Regions from separate parts of the Homo sapiens genome. Here region 2 is linked to region 1. Evidence: chromatin loops called from intact Hi-C (ENCODE). Cell type or tissue: endothelial cell of umbilical vein. All regions are shown on one strand.

Region 1 (8,000 bases):
ATCGGTGGTAAAAGAGACTATTTTCTTGATGTTGTGGCCTCCTTTGGTGATTTCTCCACTTAAAAAGAGAAAAAAAAGAGTAAGGATGTGCTTCCTGAGAAATCTGATAACTAATCACAAGCTTTAGACAAACCCTGAGATTCCCAGGTTATCAGCTATTGAGACATCTGCTTCCTGCCTGCGAGAAAACAAGTTCTCACTGGGGTGCGGGGCACTGGGGATGGCTTTGGAATCAAACTTTCTGGATTCAAGTCTTGGCTCTGCTACTTGCCAGCTGTGTGACCTTGGGCACTTTAATTGGAGTCTCTGAGCCTCAGTGTCTTCGCCTTTATAACGAGCAATGTGCCTCAGATGTCTGCTGTGAAGCGCCACTGAGGTCATACCTGTAAAAGCCCTGATGTGGAGTATGCCTTCAACAACATTGCAGCTCTTATCACATTTGATAAACAACATGCTGTGAATATAAGTTTATAGAAAACTCTAAAGCACTGTACAAATATGAGCTTTATTGCTATACAAATATTGGTTTATGACTATTAAGAATAATTAGCTATATGGCCTTAGGTAAGCTACTCCATCTTTCTGAGTGTCTGGTCTAGATAATGGGTTGCACATTCAGGTGACTTCAGGAACTACAGCTATACTGGGAATGAATAGAGTAGACCAGATAGAAGAAATGCTCATGTCAGTACACACTAAGTGGGCAAGAGGAAAGTGCATCAACAGCAAGGTCCCAAAGATAAATAAGTTTGAGAAACTCTGGGTTAAACAAAATTGAACAGGCTTCTTTCTTCAGGACTCTTCCAAGAGTTTTAAGTGCCTGGCTGCATAGTGAATTTCAAAGGGCAGGAAAGGATATATGTGCAATGTTTTCCAAACTTCCCTGACCTCAGACCCTCTTTTTCCGTTAAGACCAGTGTTCTTCTGAATACACCTGGCAAATTCTGGATGGATGACCTCAACCATCCCTTCCGATTCTAAATTTCAGCTTGGGTCTCTAAGGTCAGAAAGAGGCATTTCTGATAGAAGATAAAAGACAGAATGTGTGTTGGGTCTTCTTCCTTTGATTGTTCACTTTCATCAAAATGATGACTAATTCTGTTCACATGACGGTACTGCTCAGTGTGGTCAGCTGTGAGTGAAGCCGGATATCTGGGTGCAGCGTCTCCTAACCAGTCACGGAGAGTCGGGCGGGAAACCAGGGAAGGGGGACACTGCTGGGCCCACCTGTTATTTTGGGAAAATCAGGAAATTGTCTGGCCCTTGTGTTTGCTAGCCTCAACCTTCACATACATATATGAAATTCAGAAATCCAAGGCTTATAGCAAAGGCCACTTGAACTTGACCTTGCTTTCATCAGCTATTTAGTACAATATATTCAGTAAATTTCTCTTGTTAATCAGTGAACATTGTGTAAGCACCTATTATTACTAGATATCAGTAAGTTAATTATCTTCATCACTCTGTTTAATTTAGATATGTGTTTGGGGACTCCCTGAGATCTAAGTTAAATTGCCACGGATCCCAAATTCCATAGCCTGTGGCTATCTGAAGCCCTTCCTAAGATTTCTGCTTCTTATACCACTTGGCATTGAATTCCTTGAATGGGACCTCTGCCTTGCACTCTGTTTTAACCCCCTTGAGGCTCAGGGAGGTTAAGTGACTTGGCCAAGGCTCCACAGCCTGCAAGTCTGGCTCAGTTACGGTTGCCACTGGGCCTTGGCTAAGAAGAGATCCTGCCCCACTGCCCCAGGCTACCATCCCTGGGGATGATGAAGGGGGCTCCTGGAGATGAGGGCTGAGGTCTCCAACATTTTTCTACTTCAGGCTTTTCTTCTCTCCTGCCATTGATGGGCCTGGGTGTCACCCCATCCAGAGATGCAGGCACTAAGCCTCTGGGGGTGAGGGCCTCGTGCCTCCACACTGCATTCATTTAATCTTCCAACCATTTCCCTGGCAGTGGTAATATACCCATTTTACAGATACCCTTATAAGGATTAACTAGTAAAAATAACAAAAACCATCACAACAATCCACAGTTACAGAACTCTGACTGTGCCAAGTGTTATCTATATTTTCTCATTTAGTCTCGCAACATCCATATATAGAAAGACGGCACCTGCCTGTGAGGTGGATCATGACAGAATCAAGTTATTATGCCTGACCACCAACCCTTTGGGGCAAATCCGCTCTCAGAGGGTGGAAAGTCTTGTTGACAAGCAGAGTAGCCCCTGGGGCCTCAAGCTTTTGGGGCATCTCTGGGGGCTCCGGGCATCCTTTAGGGCAGGATAAGATACTTACAATAAACTCTCTCTTTGAGACATGGATTGGGTCTTCACTTAATGTTTTTGACTCTTCATATTTTTTTTTCAGTTTCAAGTTTTGACAGCCCTGGAGCTTAGGCACTAAATCAGCAACAGAATAGGATTCTAAGATGTTTGATTAGGGATTAGACCTCTGACACATGGCTTGCCCAGAGCTGGCTGATCTAATACATCTCAGAATCCAGGAAGAAAGGGACCATGTACCACAAAGCCTAATGCCTCATTGTGAAGAGAAAAATGAAGGCCCTGTGCTGGTGTGGATTTACGCAGCACTAAAGCAATAGTTCTCAGGTCAGAGCCCAGGTTTTATGTCTCCTAGTCTATAGATCTGCATCAGTAGCACCTACAAGACAGGGTTGCTTCATAACCAAGTTCCATTCAGAGCCAATCATATGTATTAATGGTGTGGTCAGTAAGATGTCAAGGAATCTCTGTCTATCCATCTAATCTCATGAGTTTTCTCTGGGTCCTAAAATAATGTCACCTTCAAAACATGGAGTAGGCCCTGCCAAGACACCTCACCTACCTAGAGAAGGTATTAAATACATTACCAGCAGAGACCCAATTAACATCTGGACCTATCAGAAAGCAGAAGCTGGGACACTGGATAGCTCAGTTTGATTGCTATGAGAGCTCTCAGGAAAACAAAAGAAATACAAAAGTTTGGATTGTGGGCAGATAGAATTTTCAAAATTTAGAGAAGATCCGAAATCTTTTCATTGCTTAGATGGACAAACCAAGACCAGGGAAAAGAAGTGAATTTCCCACGCCTGCCCAATAGTCAGGACAACACCTTCCCTACCAGCTCTCCATCACTTCCCCAGTCTCTCTTCCCAAACACAGCTCTACCAGTAATACAGAGTTGGGTGCCAGGACTCAGGAGTCGGAACCCCATTACACTTAGGCTAGATCTTTGTGAATATTGAGGCTAAGAGTGGAATTTAGTCATGGTCTCCTTTTGACACAGAGGGACCTTTATAGACCAGAGTCGATTTTTGTCTGTAACAACTGTAAAGTAAAATGAACACCTTGGTTGCTACTTGAGCCCTTGGATCGGGATGCACCTGGTGGGCTGCAGTAAATCTTGAAGTAGCATCCATTAATCAGCTACACCAGAATTCACCAATGTGCTTGTTAAAATGCTGAGTCCTGGGCTTTATTTACCCAAGACCCATTGAATCCCGGGTCTATGGGGCATTTTAATATGTATCCCAAGCGATTCACATGCCCCCAAAAGTTGGAGAACCGCCACTACAATGGAAGATCTGGAGTTAAGCTTGCCTGGGTTCAAATCTGGGCTCTGCCAGTTACCAGATGTATGAACTTCAGCATGCCTGAGCTTCAGACTCCTCCTGTAACATGAAGAGAATAGTAATAACTACCTCACAGGGTTATTGAGAGAGTTAAGGGAGGTAAAGCAGGAAAAATGCTTAGCATTGGGCTTGGCACCTTGCAAATAAATATTAAGCAAATCAATTAAAGCAAAGCAAATATATTTAATAAATTAAATATTGAACAAATAAATATTAGCTGCTACTGTAATGTCGTTCTTTAGATACATTCCCTGTCTTCACCTGTTCACATGGAGGCCAGCTGCAGCCTCTGCAATCAGGAGCCCGTCCCCACCTGAACCCCCGACCCCTACCCCTCCAGGGAAGATGAGCGGCTGTGAGAAGCCTGGCCTACCCATTCTGTGGCGGGGGCTTTGGGGAGTGCAGTGACAAGAGCCACCAGCAGGGGGAAGCATAAACACATTTCAGGGCATAGCGCTGGTGATCCTTGAGGGTGGGGCGCTCTCTGGGGGAATGGGCTGAGGCTGGGATCAGCGTTTCTTCTCGAATTTTCCCCCCACTGTGGACAGGAATATCTGGTGATGCTCACAAGACAGAATCCTGCTTTTCCTCTAATTGCTCAAAAAGTGAGACCCTGCGCTGGCTGACACTGGCTCTTCCCTGAAGCCTCAGGAAGCGGCTCATTAGCTGTTAATTTTATTTTCACCACCCAGTCGGGCTCTGGCAGGCCCTCGGCAGAGTGCTGGCTGCCGGGCCTTTCTAAGGAGACTCTTGGCAGAGCTCTGATCTGGGCGTCGTGTTCTTTTTCCATTTGGAGGAGCAACTGCGTGAGGTGCCTCACCAGACTTAGCGAGAGGGGCTGAGGGGCGGGGCGGGGCCTGAGTGTCCAGACCTGCCCTCTAGTTCCCTTCCTGCCGTCCCCTAGAAATCAGGGGGCCGGGAGGTCCGCCGCCGCTTGAGTGCCCACCGTGTGCTATTCTGTACCTCCCACCGGGCTCCCCAGGAGCATGTCACAGAGGGGAAGGCTGAGGCCCAAAGAGGTCGGGTGACTTGCTCAGAGCCACGCAGCCAATGAGCAGCAAAAGTAATAATGACACTGGGCCGGGCGTGGTGGCTCACGCCTGTAATCCCAGCACTTTGGGAAGCAGAGGCTGGCGGATCACCTGAGGTCAGGAGTTCAAGACCAGCCTGGTCAACATAGTGAAACCCTACCTCTACTAAAAAATACAAAGATAGCCAGGAGTGATGGCAGATGCCTGTAATCCCAGCTACTCGGGAGGCTGAGGCAGGAGAATCTCTTGAACCCAAGAGGCAGATGTTGCAGTGAGCCGAGATCACACCACTGTACTCAGTCTGGATGACAGAGTGAGACCCTGCCTGCCCCCTCTCCAGAAAAAGGTAATAATGGCACCGGCCGCCTAGTGTGTGCCCAGTATGTTGCCGGGATCCATCGCTGTCCTTTTACATATGTTTACTCCTACATCAATCAAATCTGTAAAGCCCAGTGGCTGAGGTTAAAGCCCATGCTTTTCTTCCTACTCCGCACTGCCTCGAAACCCTTGGAAGTACTCTTCTCCTATTTCCCTAATCTTTCAAATTATTCAAATTCCCATTTGTTCTCCAATTAAAGGTCCCCTCCTCCCTCTTCATCCAAGAGTCCTTTGGTGAGAGCTTCGGTAGTGGCTTGATCACATTCTGAATTTGAGATTTGCTTGTAATTAGCAGTCTTGAAAACACCAGTTCTTTGCTAGGCTCTGCTCCCAGGAACCCAGGAGTCAGGACATCTGAGGAAGGGCTACATGCATCACTGATCTCTCCCTTAACCACCCCTTTCATAGGTATCTGGAATAAGCTCAAATTTCATTGATTTTCCTATGGTGATAAATTGACAGCCCGCCTTTTTTTTCCACAGAAATTAATGCCAGTAAAATGACTACTACAGCCCACTCCCTGCTTTGAATACACCATTAAAATAAACCATGTCTGTGTGCAAACATGTGTGCACCCAATGAGATGTGCTTTTCAAAGACACTGTCATGCAATGTACACAACACTGTGCAGACATTTCAATTTTCCTCCTGGCTGTCTCGCCATCTAAAGACGAAATGCTCGATGTGGCCTGGCATCCAATGGCAGCTGGAGGAAAAGAACTTGCGACTTCGTGTTTCTCCTCTGGAGCTCTGGGCTTGCTCTCATTTGCACTGGTGAATTGTAATGTCAGCAACCTATGGATAGACCGCAGGACACTGGGCTGCAGCATGAAGAGCTATCCAAGGAGATTTTATTTTATTTTATTTTATTTTATTTTATTTTATTTTATTTTATTTTTTTGTGAAACAGGGCTTCGCTCTGTCACCCAAGCTGGAGTGCAGTGGCACCATCACAGCTCACTGCAGCCTCAACCTCTGGGGCTCAAGCAATCCTCCCACCTTTAAGCCTTCTGAGTAGCTGGGACTACAGGTGCACGCCAACACACCTGGCTAATTTTTTTTGTTGTTGCTGTTGGTAAGAACAGGGTTTCACCATGTTGCCCAGGCTAGTCTCAAACTCCTGGTCTCAAGCAATTCACCCACCTCGGCCTCCCAAAGTGCTGGGATTACAGGCATGAGCCACCACTCCCAGCCCAAGGTGGTCATTTTAATGTGCAGTTGTTACAGACAAGCAAATGATCTCCAGTTTGTAAAGATCTCTCTGAGTCAAAAGGAGACCATGACTAAATTCCACCTTTAACTTCAAGGTGATCCATAAACTTGAGGAGTTTTGCAAACGCCATTTGGCTCAGTTACTGAGATTCTTTGTGTCATTTTGGCAGCCACCCCTGTGCCTGAGACAGGGAGCTCAGGCAGCTGGTTGGAGCTGCTTGTGGATTCAGATATTCCAGAACTGCCGGTTATGTAGGAAGTTCATGCTATAGAGAGGAAGATGAGTATGAGACAGAGAATCCATATTTATGAAACACCAGACATTATCCTGGGCACACTCCATCCTCACAGCCATGTTGTGAAGATACTTACATATGCTCTGTCCAGCATCCAGGGAAACTAAGGTCTAGAGGGGCATGATAACTGGCCCATGGTCACCAAGGATCTGAAAGACACACCCACAAAGGCCTAACTCAAATCCATGTATTTTCACCATTGCCTGTGAGAAAGAATCTTCCATATATTATGTTTATTTGTTTGCATTTATTTGTTTTATGAAAAAGGTCTACACTTTCTGCAGCTGTCACTTTTGCAGGCAATAAGGATACCTTTCTGGAACGAGAAATCTACATTAGACCAGAGACTGGATGATGGAGGGCTGTTTCTGTAATATTTATCCCTGCAAAGTAAATATTTCTGTCTCCACCATGTTCCAGAATTTCCCTGCTGACAGCTTCACAGATACTTCTTTTTCTCCTCTCTTGAACATCCAGCTATTGCCGGGGACAGGATGACCGGGTGCAACTGGTTCTTTTCACTTTTGACTGTGGACTTCTTGCAGCCAAAGAAAGAAAGGCTGGCCAGTGATCCACACTGGGTGAGGATTGGAGGCCAGGGCTGTGGAAGGGAAGTGTAGTTTGCATCCTAAGTGGTGATCCCAGGGGACAACCGACCCACTAGAGAGCAAAACTGAGGCTTTCCATGCAATGTTTTGGACCAATGTATATGGTTCCCTGAAGTCATCTTGCAGATTTATTTCTGTAATGTTCTCACATTTATTCCCTTCTCTCTTTTCCCATCAGCACTGTCCAGAGAGGTTGAGTGATTTGCCCCAGGTCACACAACTAGTAAGTGGCTGAACAGGGCATTAATTCTAGGCTTTCTGCCTCCCTGGTTTGTGAGCTTAACCATTGCACTGTAGCTCTAAGACTCTTGGTGAGCCAGGCCCCCCTTTGTCCCCAGCCTTGGCCCTCAGACATCTCACTATGGCCCTTTAACCTCCAGCCCTGGAGCTTAATTCAGTCCCTCTGATAGACCACATTCTTCCTTGTCTTTAGGTCTTTCCATAGGCTATTCTGCAATCTGGAACTCATTTCCTCACTTTACCCTCTCTTTCAAAAAGAAAATCCTCCAGGAACCTACTCACAGTCATGCTCAGGTTAAAGTTCCTCCTTCCGAGGGGTCTCCCATCACTGACCTTCTCCCCAGGCTGCATACACCCTGCCTCATGCCCAGTCAGGGGCTCTGTGTACCCTCGCATCCTAACACCGATCACACTATAGTGTAACTTCATATTTCATATTCTGTCTCCCCCTGGCTGTGCACTCTCTGAGGGCAGGTGCTTGTTCACAGCTGTGATCCTGCAGCTGATGCAGCGCCTGGCTCACAGTAGGTGCTCGGTAAATGTTGAATGGATGAAACATGAATGAGCAAGTCAGAGAACCAGTGCCTGTGCCCATTTG
Region 2 (8,000 bases), 340 kb after region 1:
CATAAGTATAAATTCTAGGGTTCCCACAAGGATTAGGCCCAATCAATTGTCATAGAACTCAGAGAAGCTCAAAATGATGGTGTCCTCAGGAAGTATTTATACCTCATTTATGGTTTTTCCCATCCAGATGTGTCATTTTTACCATAAGCAATGTGCTTAGTAATATAGTGGGCATTCTATCTTTATCACATTTCCAGGGGAACAGTTAGCAAGTTAACCCAAGGTCAAATTCTCGTCCAAAAGAGGAAAGGGTTTTGTTAATCCTTTTCCAACAGCAAGTTATCTTACCTCTCAGAGATTCAGTTGATTTATCTTTGAAGTGGCAACAGGCTTCTATAGCCCTAATGTTGGGAGAAAGTTAGATGTGAAGCATTCTTTCTCATTTTTTGCATAATCCAATTAAAACTCTAGACTGTTGTCTCTCAAGGTGTGATTCATGAGCCATCTCATCATCCCTTGAGGTAATTGCTAAAAAGACAAATCCCCAGGCATTACAAACTGAGTCCTTCTAATTCATATTTTTGAATAAAAGCCTAGAAGTTTACATTTCACACCCATGAGATCTTAAGGCACTGGAGCTTGAGAACCCTAGTTTTAGCAGGACTTCTTGGTTACCTTTAAAAGAGAACACTGCCTGCCGGGCATGATGACTCACGCCTGTAATCCCAGCACTTTGGGAGGCTGAGGCAGGAGGATTACTTGAGGTCTGGAGTTTGAGACCAGCCTGGTCAACAGAGCAAAACCCTGTCTCTAATAAAAATACAAAAATTAGCTGGGTGTGGTGGCGTACGCCTGTAGTCCCAGTTAAGTGGGAGGCTGAGGCAGGAGAATCGCTTGAACCTGGGAAGCAGAGGTTGCAGTGAGCCGAGATCACACCACTGCACTTCCTCCTAGGCAACAGAGCGAGAAAAGAGAACACTCCCTTTTAATTGCCCTTTAATTCTCAACAACTACTTTGTAGTACATTGTTATGGGGAATGGAGGTAATATAGTAAGACACCCAGACAAATGCCTAGCACATAGCAGGAGATTAATAAATGGGGAATCATTTAAATGTATGTATACATTTTGTCATATACATATTGAAATTTATTCTCAGAACCAGCAACTTACACTGGGTAGACTTAACTACTTGCATAGGTCTTATTTTCTTTTGGCTTTGTGCTATTGCCTCACTAACCTTTAGCAAAGTTCTTTCTTGCATTTTTCATTTTTACATTTTCATTGCTGTCTTGTTTCTGCTAAGCTAACAGATTCTTCCTTAGACTGGCAATATTAAAAAGAAAGTGTCCCTTTGAGGTCTAAATAGGGAAGCAGAGGGAATACAAGACAAAGAGGTGCTCTGAGGGAGAAGTTGGCTCACCTTGCCCTAGCTGGAGAATCATCTTTTAGCTCTTTGTCTCCTTGGCACTTGCAGAGCTTGGTGGTACTTTATGTGGAGGAGAGCACTGTCCTGTTCAGAGGAAGGGCGAGCACTATTAAAGCTGCCTAGAGAGGCACCTGAGTGACGTGCCCAACTGCCCTTACTCCACCCTAGCTTTTGTCCTTAACCTCAAGCATTACAGTCAAACATCAAGGTGAAAGAAATTGTATCCAGTGCAGTCTTTTGCCCCCTTTGGGAGTCATTTTCTTGATCTACTGTGTAATTTAAAAGAGCCTTCAGAAGAGGAGACACAAAAATCCCTCTAATGTGTGAAACTAATAACCTTTAATGCTGAAGCCATCCTTTTTTCACAGAGAAGAAGAATGCCACCATGTTTGTTTGTCTCTAAATATGGATACATTTCAAAACCAATGTGTGAACTTATGGTTCTGCTATATATCCTTTCTCTAAAATACAATAAACCTGGCTTTTTGTAACAAGGAGTAGAGAAAAAGAGAAAATATATCATTTGGAAAGATGAAAGATCTATTTGATTAGTCTTGTCTCAGGAATTGAAAATGACTAGTTGATGTTCATCCGATCTTCAGATGATAAATCTCAGCATTTCTCTTGCTTCCATCTGTTACGTGGAAACTATCACACATACATGAATTCAGTTTCATTTCAAGGATCATTGGGAGGGAGAAGTATTTACCTTTCTGGGTGCTCTCATAATAGTCATTTTTATCAAGCTCTCATCTGTAGTCAGGACTTAGTTCGGTCATCCCTTAGTTTAAGGTCCGCTTTAAAAGTTTATGTCCTCCAAGTTTAGGTATTTGACAGTGTTCAACAGCATGAGAAGATACATATATTTTGGGATAAATGAAACTAACATTTCTGTGAGCATATGTAGCCCATGTTCACAATGTGAAGTGCAAGCATGGAGTGCTGAGGAGAGAGACCCTGAACAGTAAAGCCTGGCAGCTCATGTAGCTGCAACTACTTACTGAGGAGTTTCTTGTGAATGTGCACTTGGCTGCCTCTCTGGGCCGAGGACATGACATCCTCAGGCTTCAGTGACTCTCGCAAATAAAGTGCTTGTTTCTTAGCTGCAGCTTGCCTTTGTGATTCCATCAACGTGTGCATTTCATTAGGGTACCAGTGTGTAGCCCACGTGCCAGGGAGCCGTCTTCTCCTGATGAAGGTGTCGGGGTTGCAATGAGAATATTTGAGACAATGGTCATGGTATATCTACTTGGTGGTGAGAGTGACACATGGGCCATTTGCAGGTGTCACACCCTGTGGACGAATGGTCATGCTACACGGTGGTTTGTGCCAAGGCCTCATGGACACAGTTCACATTCTTAGTGTCCTAGGAGCTCCTGCCATGATTCCTTAGCAGTGGTTATGCTTGTTTTTATGATGGCAAGGCTCCCCAAACTTTGTGGACAATGCACAGATAACAACTGCTGATGGAAATCAATGGCCTGGCCTGCTTCCTTCATAAGAGCAAAGGTAAAGGCAGCCTCTTAACATCTAATGCTCCCTTTGCCTTTTTCAGAGTTGGAGAATCACAGCATTTTTCTGAAATGTGGAGTGGGAAATCTAAATGTGGAGTGGGGAAGCTATAATTACATAGCTTGGAAAAAGAAAAGTTTAAGAAAAAAAAAAAAAAGTCCTTTGGCTCCAGGACAGCCTAGGACTGTAAGTCACTGCTGCCCCCTACTGCCCAAGTTTTGTGTGTGTTTCCTAGAGGATCCTTGGTTTCTAGCCTGGCATTCTCAGGCACTGTGCTTGGGAGGATAATAACTTGCAGACTGTCTAAATGCTTTCTTCCAGACAGGGCCTCCCCACATTTGTTTCCTCAATTTAGGAGAATGTATGTGAAATGGAGAAAACCCACAGTGTGGGTGTGATCAGGTTCATGTGGCCTAGTGGAAAGACTTTCTCTTGAGTGGTGAGGAACTGACAGCAGGCCTGAGCTAAAATTGGTCTTCACAAAGCCGTCCACCCACTCACTTGGGCAGGCAGCCAGCTGGTGGATTCAAGGATCAGGTTTAGCCCTAAGGAGAAGGATTTTTGAAGGCACTAGTTGATTTTTGCTGCAAAAAGGTTATGCTAGATTTGGTTCCATTTTTAAGAGGCAAATAATTCTAAACCAGACTGTATAGTGTGGAATAAATGATTCTCTCCCTTATTTATTATACATTCATGTACTTGGAATTCAGTCCTTCATATATTCATGTGTCTGAGGTTATTTATTGAATGTCTTCTATGTACCAAGCATTATGCCAGTCACTGAGTATTCAAAAGTGAAAAAGCAGATTATTTCTGCCTGCATGGAACTTAAAGTCTGATGGAAGAGACAGTAAACAAATGCAAACAGTATCATTACATTTTGTGGTAACTGGTCTTATAAAAAAAAAAGAGGGGTACTATGAATGAACTTAATTCTCTGGATTAGGTAGAAACTTAATTCTCTGGACTAGGTACAACCTCTTCAGGGTGAGACCCATAGCCAAAGTTTGCAGGGTCCATTGTGCCCATGATCCCCATTCTCCCACACAATGGTTGGAAATAAAGGATGTTTTTGAAAACAGTTTTATGGACAGAAACCAGTTCCCTTGCACAAATGAAGATCTATATCCTGAACTAGCTTTTTTCTTCTCTCTCTGGACATAGGGAGTAAAAGTAAAAAAAAAATACAGGGAGGCAAACTTTGGCTCCATATGTATATTGTGAAAAGAACTTTTCACATTTGTCTTCTCACAGTTGAATAGGCTCTCTTGAGAGTAGTGAGTTCCCTGACCCCAGAGGTATTCAAATAGAGGCTGGAATATCACTTGCTAGGGATGCTACAGGTGAGGTTTCTTACAATAGCCGGTAGGTTGGAATAGATTTTCTCTCAGATTGCTTGCAAATCTAGCATTTAATTACCCCAGGCAAGGGTAAAGTTGGTGTGATTTGTTCTGGAAGAGTCTCCTCCACCTCAGTAATTTCACACATATCCCCACAGTTTATTAGAGTTCCCAAAACCCCACCTTTGGATTGGTTCCCTTAAAAGTATTCATTCATTCCAAAAATGAGCTTTATTTTTGAGGGTGCTACTTGTACTCTAGGATTCATTTGTATGCTGGAAAAAGGCTGCATCTTACGTGGATATGCCTGTGTGCATTTGTGATGACCTCTTTTACTCCATTCACATTCTTGAGAAGATTTCTCCCTTAACTTCACTTAAATTGTCTTGAACTTGCCAAGTTCATGCTCAGAGGCCATCAGAGAGTTCACAGGCAAGGATGGGTGCCACACAGAAGAAATCATGGCTACTTCATGAGAAGTCACATGTGTGGTTTCCACCATTTAACACTTGGATAATTCCTTGCCCTCATCTAAGAGCCAGATAGGAATGTTCATGCAAATTATTTTTTAAAAAATCTATTTCACTGACATGCTGTAGGGGGCAGTATTCATTAAGGAAAACCAGGGACAGAGTCCAGGAAGAGCCAGTAATTTCGACCTTGTAGGGAAGAAACTGGGCCCTATTTTTAACTATTTCTGTATACTAGAGACTCATTCAGTCTGTCCTATTGTTCGTGCATGAATGAGGCTCTGACCTTCAGTAATGAACCTTCTTAGGGGGCCAGGATTAATTTGGCTTATGTTAAATTCATCTGGCTTGGAGTGAAAACCAGTGAATACCTGTGAGGGAGAGGGACTTTTCCATATAGGACATATGTGCTAGGGCAAGGATTCTTACCTAGGTCACCTGACTCCAAGCTTTTGCTCTTTTAGCCACAATTTGAACCATTTCAGGCTCATACCTTCCAACACAAGTAGTGTTTACCTCCCCCAGAACATCTTCAAACCTGTTACTGCCTAGGAAATAGATAATAATAAAACTTGTGGGAGCGAACCTTTTTTTGGACCCTCTCACCTTGATAAGTTTGGTGAAGCAGGTGCCTTACTCACCCCTATCTTCCCAGCCCCTCAAAATGAATGTTTTCAAATCATAGCCACGTATGATTTCTTACAAGCCCAAGGCTGATGGGACGGTCTTGCTAAGGTGCACCAGCTTCAGGGGGTCTCGGCTGGGCCTGCTCCTATGTCTGAGGGCATCTGGCACATTGACTGCATGCTGGCTGGTCTGTAATGGCCTCAGGTGAGACAACTCAGAATTCTCTACATGGTCTTTCATCTCCCAGCAGTCTGGTCTAAGCTATTCTTCTGGTGGTAGGTGAGTTCGAAGGCAGAGAGTTGAAATGTACAAGGCCCTTTGAGGCCTAAGCTCTGAAAGAGGACACCAGTTTTTGTCTTCATTCTGTTGGCCAAACCTAGTCACGTGACCTGCCCAAATTCTTGTGATTGGGAAACAGATTCCACCTACTGAAGGAGGAGCTGCAAAGTCACATTGCAAAGCGTACATGGCACAGAGAGGGGTGGACACTAGGGGCTGTTTTTGTAATCAATCTACCACAATAAACAGGTTGCACCCAGTGAATTTGTGTTGATGGATTGATTTCAGTTGTCAAGGTAATAGTCTCTTTCCACTGTAGTTGCATGAAAATGAGAATGCACTGAGCTCATTTAAGATGTACTAAGACATACTTGCAGTTTCCTATAAGTTATAGGGGCATGTAGTTCTAAGAACTCACGGGGGAGAGCAGCCAAAGCATCCTTGGTTACCCCAGTCCCATAGAAGGTGTCTCTAAGAAGCAGATGCTGGCAGGTCGGTGAAGGGGCACAAGCACCACTTGCTTTATGAGGCCCCTGTGGCCAAGGAAAGAAGGTAGGAACCAGCTGTTAAAGTAGAACTCCGCAAAACAGGTCTTACTCCACTTGAGTCTGTTCTCCAGCCTTTGGGATTCTTGGTATTCACAGGCCTACACTTCTCTGCTTTCTCTTTCCCACACCAACTGGCAAAAGTTGTTGTGTGATGAAGATGATCCAAATGTCAGACTTGGGCTCAGGACACCTGGGGTCTGGTCCCAGCAACTCTATTTGATGGCTGTGTGGCTTTGATGGGTCATTTAACACCTCTGAACTTCACATTCCTCAGCTCTAAAATGGAAATGAGGATAGCACCAACCACATAAAGTTATTGTACGGTTTCCGTGAGATGAAACCATACAGAAAAATACCCTAAATTGTGTATATAAGGTTTGTTGAATCAATGATTTCATAAGTGTCCAAAAGTCAGAAATGACTACAAAGGGGAAAGTAACCACAGCAGCTGAACTGAGAACCTCAGAGAGCCAGTTCTCCACTCCTGGTCTGTTGCTTCAGATCAAAAGTCTGAAGCACCCCTGTAGCCGCCTCTTCTTGCTCATCCTCCTCTCTCTCTGATAAACCGTGATGAAAAGTGTTTTTGAAAACCAAGGGACCAAGAAACACTGAATGACCTTCACTGAAAGGACGACTTTTAGCAAATGCACACTTGACATAGTTTGGTAAATATCCACCCTGTTATCTTTTGCTCCTGGTGTCTTAGAAATGTCACTTATTGATTCTTGAAATTCCCCCACTGCCACTCATAGGGGGAGGGGGAATTTGAGACAGAAGTATTGATTGAAACTAGTGAACACTGAAAGAAGCATTTGTTAGGTGGTCCTTTCCTTTTTTATAAATTGGCTAAAGTAGACGAAAGAAGATACATCTTTTGGCGGAGTTTTAAACAAAAGGAAATTAGCCAATTATATTCCTATAAAACAATGTTTGAAAGTCAGAATTGATTATTTTTCCACAGTGTTTTGGAACAAAGTACTCTGATAGGTGAAGGATCAAAGGTCTTTTCTCTGAATATGATTTTATTTTTCCTTTTGTTTTTTATCATCCCTCAGTCTGGGTGCTCTGATTGTCTTAATGCATCCAGACCCACAATTTGCAACTTGCTGCCCCATTGCTGGGGGCTGGTGACTACAGTGTCTTTGGACAGATTAGAGGAAAGACATTGTAGCTGAACTCCCAGGCAGCCCCCAGGAAAGGAGCAGGGAGCTTTCTGTGTTCCCTTCAGTCTGAGCATGCCAAGATGCCCTGGCTCTGGCCTTGAGGTGTTAGTCAGCATTAGCACTTATGATCTTGGCAACCGGAATGGCCACTGCTGGCCGGAAACTGATCAGAACTGTTCAGTCTCATTAAGGAGCCCCTCAGATCACCTTCTCAGATGTAACGCTTCAGAAATCATCAAACGGCTAAGGTAGAGGCTGGCTTCCTTGAAGTCTTTCCAGAGGCTTTGGCATATCTGCCTTTTGGATGAGCTTAACTAAACAGAGAGCTTTTGAGGTCCAGGGTGGGTGTGGGAGCTCTCAGGGCACTGGAAGTAACACTGTGGTGGGGTGGGAGGAGGGTATACTGAGCTTTTCTTGGCCCACCCGTTCACTCCCTCCTTCCTCCGTTAACCTCTTCCTCATCCTCACTGGTAACTCTCCAGCACCAGGAGGAGGAGACATTTTGCAGAGTGCTGGTCTGTATTTAATAAATAAATGCCTCTATCCTCTGCAGCACTGTCCAACGGTACTTTCTGCAATGATGGAAATAGCCTACGCTCTGTGCTGTCTAATATGGTAGCCACTAGCGCTACATGTGACTATTAAGCAATTGACATGTGGTTAGTGTGGATGAACGAATTTTTAATGTAGTA

The links. A loop is a pair of places that touch in the nucleus more often than their neighbours do. Peaks named below come from ENCODE experiments on the same cell type or tissue, not always from the same donor. Only the 100,000 strongest peaks of a DNase experiment are listed, where the experiment ranks them.
Region 2: a loop joins it to region 1, with 11 times the contacts of the local background. A loop is called at or near these places in 103 of 110 quality-filtered maps.

The regions. Positions count from the first base shown.
Region 1 is chr11:19,560,138-19,568,137 of GRCh38, forward strand. It overlaps a transcript of NAV2 not described here. Among named protein-coding and RNA genes, the nearest start is that of MIR4486, 11 kb to the right of the region's middle. In endothelial cell of umbilical vein, a CTCF peak has its summit at 4,060 (motif pointing right); DNase peaks (open chromatin) are centred at 174, 1,014 and 4,184; H3K4me3 peaks cover 284 bases; H3K27ac peaks cover 2,272 bases.
Region 2 is chr11:19,900,630-19,908,629 of GRCh38, forward strand. All of the region lies in intron 6 of NAV2 (neuron navigator 2), which reads left to right. Among named protein-coding and RNA genes, the nearest start is that of NAV2-AS3, 77 kb to the right of the region's middle. In endothelial cell of umbilical vein, CTCF peaks have their summits at 3,090 (motif pointing left) and 4,832 (motif pointing right); DNase peaks (open chromatin) are centred at 3,092 and 4,832.